Linked DNA regions of Mus musculus: region 1 is linked to region 2. Evidence: chromatin loops called from intact Hi-C (ENCODE). Cell type or tissue: heart. All regions are shown on one strand. Each heading gives the region's core, and the rest is flanking DNA. Links, peaks and the distances in the headings are about the cores only.

Region 1 (2,911 bases), core at 85-2,584, 180 kb after region 2:
TGCAGTGCCTGACAAATACAGAAGTGGAGGCTCACAGCCATCCATTGGACAGAGTTTAGGGTCCCCAATGAAGGAGCTAGAGAAAGGACCCAAGGAGCTGAAGGGGTTTACAGCCCCATAGGAGGAACAACAATATGAACTAACCAGTACCCCCAGAGCTCCTGGTGACTAAATCACCAATCAAGGAAAACACATGGTGGGACTCATGGTCTAGCTGCATATGTAGCAGAAGATGGCCTTGTCAGTCATCAGTGGGAGGAGAGGCCCTTGGTCCTGTGGCGGTTCTATGCCCCAGTATAGGGGAATGCCAGGACCAGGAAGCGGGAGTGGGTGGGTTGGTGAGAAGGAAGAGGGGAAAGAGGATAAGGGGGTTTTCAGAGGGGAAACCAGGAAAGAGGATAACATTTGAAATGTAAATAAAAAATATCTAATTAGAGAGAGAGAGAGAGAGAGAGAAAGAAAGAGAGAGAGGATCTGGGAGGAATTGGAAGATGAGAAACTATGATCTAAATATATTGCATGAAAAAATTCTTCATTAAAAATGTGTGTGTATTATAGTGATATAAAAATGCATAAAATGACAAAACTATTGTATAAACATAAGCTTTGCTCATTTATACAGTATATATTTTTATACCTTTCTCTTCTCCTTTCCTTATTTTAAATATCTATGTTTTTGCTATATGTAAGTATTTAAAGCTTATGCAAGTATGAGGGCCAGTTTGATGGAAGGGCACTTGCTGTTAGCATTCTGTATAAACTCCACCCCACAGTTACCTGGCAACAGCCAGGTAGGCTTGACCCACTATAAAAGGGGCTGCTTGCCCCCTCCTCCCTCTCTTGTTCTCTTGTTTCTCTCTTGCTCTCTTGGGCTCTTCCCTTCCCCCCTCCCTTCACCCTCCCTCCATGTGGTCATGGTATGCTTGGCTTCTACTTCTTTACTCTCTCCTTCTCTCTGCCTTTCTCTGCCTCTCTACCCTCTTAATTCCCCTCCCCATGACCTGAATAAACTCTATTCTATACTATACCGTCTTGTGGCCGGTCCATCAGGGGGAACGGATGCCTTGGCATGGGCCAGCTGAGACATCCCCTTCCCCTATACCTCACTACACCCCCATAGAACATAACCCCTACCTCTTTATCTTTTCATAAACACATCACTTGCTACCAAAAATAGGGCCCTGAGTTTGGTCTCTGGGACCTGCATAGAGTGAGGAGAGAACTGACTCTTACAAGTTGTTCTCTGACCTCTACATGCTTGCCATTGGCACACATGCTCTCCATGAATAAATGAATATAAAATATATAAACTATACAAATGTGCCAGACTTAGGAGGTAGAGGCAGCAGGAACTGCCTGTTAACGGCCTTTTTGTCTCCATAGGGAGTTTTGAAGCCAGTTGGGCTAGAGATTCTGCTTCAAAACAAGCAAACAGGCTGGAGAGGTTAAGGACAATTGCTGCTCTTCTAAAAGACACGAGTTGAACTCCCATCATCTGCATGACAGCTTTCAAACAGCTAAAACTCCAGTTCCAGAGGATCTCATGACCTCTTCTGGCCTTGGTTGGTACTGCAGGCAAATAGTACAAAGGCTGGCAGGCAAAACACCCAAACACAAACTGAAAATAAAGTGGATCACAGGGCTCCCAATGGAGGAGCTAGAGAAAGTACCCAAGGAGCTAAAGGGATCTGCAACCCTATAGGTGGAACAACATTATGAACTAACCAGTACCCCGGAGCTCTTGACTCTAGCTGCATATGTATCAAAAGATAGCCTAGTCGGCCATCACTGGAAAGAGAGGCCCATTGAACATGCAAACTGTATATGCCCCAGTACAGGGGAACGCCAGGGCCAAAAAAAAAAAAAATGGGAATGTGTGGGTAGGGAAGTGGGGGGGAGGGTATGGGGGACTTTTGGGATAGCATTGGAAATGTAATTGAGGAAAATATGTAATAAAAAAAAGAAAACATCAATACCCCAAGCAAACAAATAAACCACACAATGTGAAATGAATTTTCTACCCAAAATTGTAGATTAAAATTCTTTTATAGTAGTGGTCAGGAAGTTTTCTTCTAATGTTTAGTATAGTCCGTGTCATGGGTGTTGGGCACATATGGCCTCTTTGTCACAGCTATTCATCACTATCACTGTAGAGCCCAAGCAGACATACATCATATGTCAATAGTTCCCTTGAGTGTTCACACCGCAGTAGTCATGGAAACTTCACTCCCAATTTGACTACTGCTGTGGGGCCACCCTGAAGGGACCCATGTAGGTGGATTCTTGATGGTGCTCTTGGTGTGAGACAGTAGCTACCATGTAAGTACAGAAGGGATAAAAGTCCAGAAGAGTTTTATTCAAAACAGTGTGTGCATACATTATCTTGATTTGACTCCTCTCCTCAGGTAACATAAGATATCTTGAATTTGTATCATAATGAAGAAGCACAACTAAGTGGACATCATAGAATGTATAGTGCAGGATAGAATAAATGTCAAATAGTTCTTCTGGGCAAAGGAATGGCGAGGGAGGTTTCAACTGTACAGAGGGTGGCTGCCAGCAAATCTTCAAGTAAACTCTCTTTACAACAATCTTGTCGATTGCAGTTCTCTGAAGCGCACTAATTCAGGGTTAGGTGTATACTTCAGTGGTAGAGTGCTCTCCTAGTTTGCATGATACCCTAGCTTTCATTCTCAGCAACACACACACACACACACACACACACACACACACAGAGAGAGAGAGAGAGAGAGAGACAGAGAGAGACAGAGAGAGAGACAGAGAGAGAGACAGAGAGAGAGACACACAGAGAGATTTAATTAATAAAGCAATAATATGTTCCTATATGTTTGTATCTTGCAAGGAACACCGGGGGGGGGGGGGTTCATGAATGTCAGGCAAGTACTCCACC
Region 2 (2,911 bases), core at 101-2,600:
ATCAGAATGAGTTCTAGTACCCACTAGGAGCTGTAATGAAGAAAGAGACAGTCACAAGTGTTGCTGGGGTTATAGAGGAAATGGAACACTTCTACACTTCCATGGGAATGCGAAATGATGCAACCACTTTGGAAAGCAGTGAATTTCTTCAAAGGTTAAACATATCCTTCATGCAACCCAGACATTCTCCTCTTAGCACTGAATACAAAGCAAATGAAAACCCATTTTCACACTTTGATTCCATCCAGTATAGGAAATGTACAGACAAGGCAAATAGAGAGCCAGGGCTGATGGTTTGCTAAGGGCTGGTTATTTCAGAGGACGGAATAAAAAGTGATTTCTAAAAGGTAGTGGGGGTGCAGGTGGGGTGGGTAGTGGAGTGTTCAGGCATTCTAAAAGTTGTCGTGATGGACACAGAACTGGGACTACACTAAAGATCCAGCCAGCCATTTTGTTCTAGGTGGTTTGTAAATTATACCTAGAAGCAGCTGTTAAAAAGACAACTCCACCACCACATGACAACTTGTAGTGCATTTTATTGTTTAAATATAATGTAATGCTGGAGACTAAAATGGTGAGCTGCAGAGATGCAGTGGAGACCTCTTTGGAGCCTTAGTATTTCAGAGGTCAGGTAGGCAGCGCACTTTTACGGGAGTGTATTTCCCAGGCAAACAAATGTTGGCTTGCCAGCACCCTCCCCATACCTTGTCAAGGTCACTACCAAAGTCAAGACAAATAAGGCTGCAAGACAGGGCTCAGGGAGGTTATGTCCTGGACAGTGGCGAGTGCCAAATGAGGCATTGCTCATCCTCCTGATGTAGAGTTAAAGCTGCATGTGCACTTAGTTTGGAACTGATTATCAATATCCAATTAGTGCCTTGAAAGTCTACTGTGGTTGAAAGCTTCAACTTGTTTGGTGGGCAGGCGTGGGGGCGGGGAAAAATGATGAAAGAAAAAAAAAGAGGGGGAGGAAAGATAGAGAAAGGGAGGGAGGAAGGAATGAAGGAAGGAAGGAAGAAAGGGAGGAAGTCAGGGAGGGAGGAAAGAAGGAAAGAACGAAGGAAGGAAAAAAGGAAGGAAGCCAAGGAAACGAGTTTGTAACAGTAGTTCAAAGGAAGAACGAGGGGAGGACCCAAGGAGAGCCAAATCGAGCTGAGCCCTGCAATCCTCGCCTCGGCCGGCGTCCGGGCTGGGGGCGCTGCGCGGGGGAGCCGGCAGGGGGCGCCCTTGGCGTTGCTGCCCCGAGGCTCTCGGCAGCGCCCCCTCCGCCCGTCCTGACGTCGGAGCCCCCGCCTCTTTCTCGCGGGCTTTCAAAGGGCGCTCGGGGCAAGCCGGCCCTGAGCTCCGCTCCGCCGGCCGCCGGAGAACCCGTGGTCACCTGCCCGCCCCGGCCTCTGCGCCCGCCCCCTGCTCCGGCTCCCTGCGGCCGCCGTCCGTCCTCCGGTCCGCCCGTCCGTCATCCGCCTGTGCAGCAGGTGTCTCGGGGAAGAGCACCTGGGCTTCGAAGCCGCCAGCCCCGCGGGCCAGTCACATGGAGGGCGGCGGCGGCAGCGGCGGCGGCGGCGGGCCAGTCCCTGCCGAGGCTCCGGAGGAAGCCGGCGAGCCGCCCCAGGGCAGGCTGCCCCCGGGGCCCGAGGGCGCGGCGGGGCTGGCGGAGCCCGAGAGCACGGGGGACGCGGCGGGCGGCGAGGCCGAGGGCGGGCGCGGGCCACGCCGGGCTCTGCGGGCTGTCTACGTGCGCAGCGAAAGTTCGCAGGGGGCAGCCGCCGGCGGCGGCCCCGAGGCCGGGGCGCTCAAGTGCCTGCTTCGGGCTTGCGAAGCCGAGGGCGCCCACCTCACCTCCGTCCCCTTCGGGGAGCTCGACTTCGGGGAGACGGCCGTGCTCGATGCCTTCTACGATGCAGGTGAGGGCTGGGGCCACCCTTGGCTTCCCATGGCCTTCTCACAAGCCCTGCCACCCCTCCACTCTCTCCCCCTGGCTCTCTCCTCCAGTTCCCCCTCCATCCTGCCATCGGTGATGCTCAGGACCAATCTCTTACCTCCTGGACAGTGTAGAACAAGGAAGGAGCCCTTGGACAGATAAAGAGTGACCATAGGCACTTAGACCCATTTCATCATTTATTTTTCTTTTAATAATAGCCAACAACCCAAGAAACACACTATCGCCTAAGATGGCGGTTCTCCCCCCACAGGGGTCTCCTATCAGATAGTTACTTTGTAATTCATAACAAGTAAAATTATAGTTATAAAGTAGCAACGAAATAACCTTCTGCTTGGGGGGTCACCACAACAAGAGAAACTGTATTAAACCATTAGGAAGGTTGAGCGCCACCAACAAGATGTTGAGTCCGTCCTCCAGTTTGTTTTCTTCTGACATATATCCCTAATGCAGGCTGGTTATTATAGTCATCTGGGATAGCTGTTAAAACTAATTAACTTAAGACAGATCACTCATCTAATCCCAGGAAACAGAGGTGGGAGGATTGCAAATTCAAGGCCAGCCTCTGGGACATATGGAGTTTGGGGCCAGCCTAGGCTACAAAGTGAGACTCTCCCTCAAACAAACAAACAAATCCTATCTATTTTAGACCAATGACACCCAACGTGAGGCCTTCAGAGTGTTTTAATTCTTACAGGGGAGTCCATCCTACAACCAGAGAGTGGCAAGTTACTGCCTGACAAGCATGGTGTTGTGTAATCTACGGCTATGTGATGTTTTAATCTCTTAATGTAAACCATTGCTAGATGCAGGCTCGCTGTGCTGAGTGTGACCTAACCATCCGGTTTTCAAGTTTCTTCCATTGCTTTTCTTACTTAACCTTTGGGGATAAATCTGTGGACCCTGGATGATATTCATCAGCATTGTATGTGACACAGTAATGACCAGGGAATGTTTGTGCCTTAAGTTTTT

What was found. A loop is a pair of places that touch in the nucleus more often than their neighbours do. Peaks named below come from ENCODE experiments on the same cell type or tissue, not always from the same donor. Only the 100,000 strongest peaks of a DNase experiment are listed, where the experiment ranks them.
Region 1: it touches region 2 in a loop (5-fold over the local background); 8 of 42 quality-filtered maps call a loop at or near these places.

The regions. Positions count from the first base shown.
Region 1 is chrX:160,168,797-160,171,707 of GRCm38, forward strand. No RefSeq gene overlaps it. Among named protein-coding and RNA genes, the nearest start is that of Pdha1, 32 kb to the left of the region's middle. In heart, for the core only: a CTCF peak has its summit at 1,549 (motif pointing left); no DNase peak of the experiment used is centred there.
Region 2 is chrX:159,986,902-159,989,812 of GRCm38, forward strand. It overlaps Map3k15 (mitogen-activated protein kinase kinase kinase 15), which reads left to right and starts at 1,303. Exons shown (of 29, transcript NM_001163085.4): 1 at 1,303-1,904. The coding sequence starts at 1,532. In heart, for the core only: a CTCF peak has its summit at 1,191 (motif pointing right); a DNase peak (open chromatin) is centred at 1,220; H3K4me3 peaks cover 1,110 bases; H3K27ac peaks cover 627 bases; H3K27me3 peaks cover 473 bases.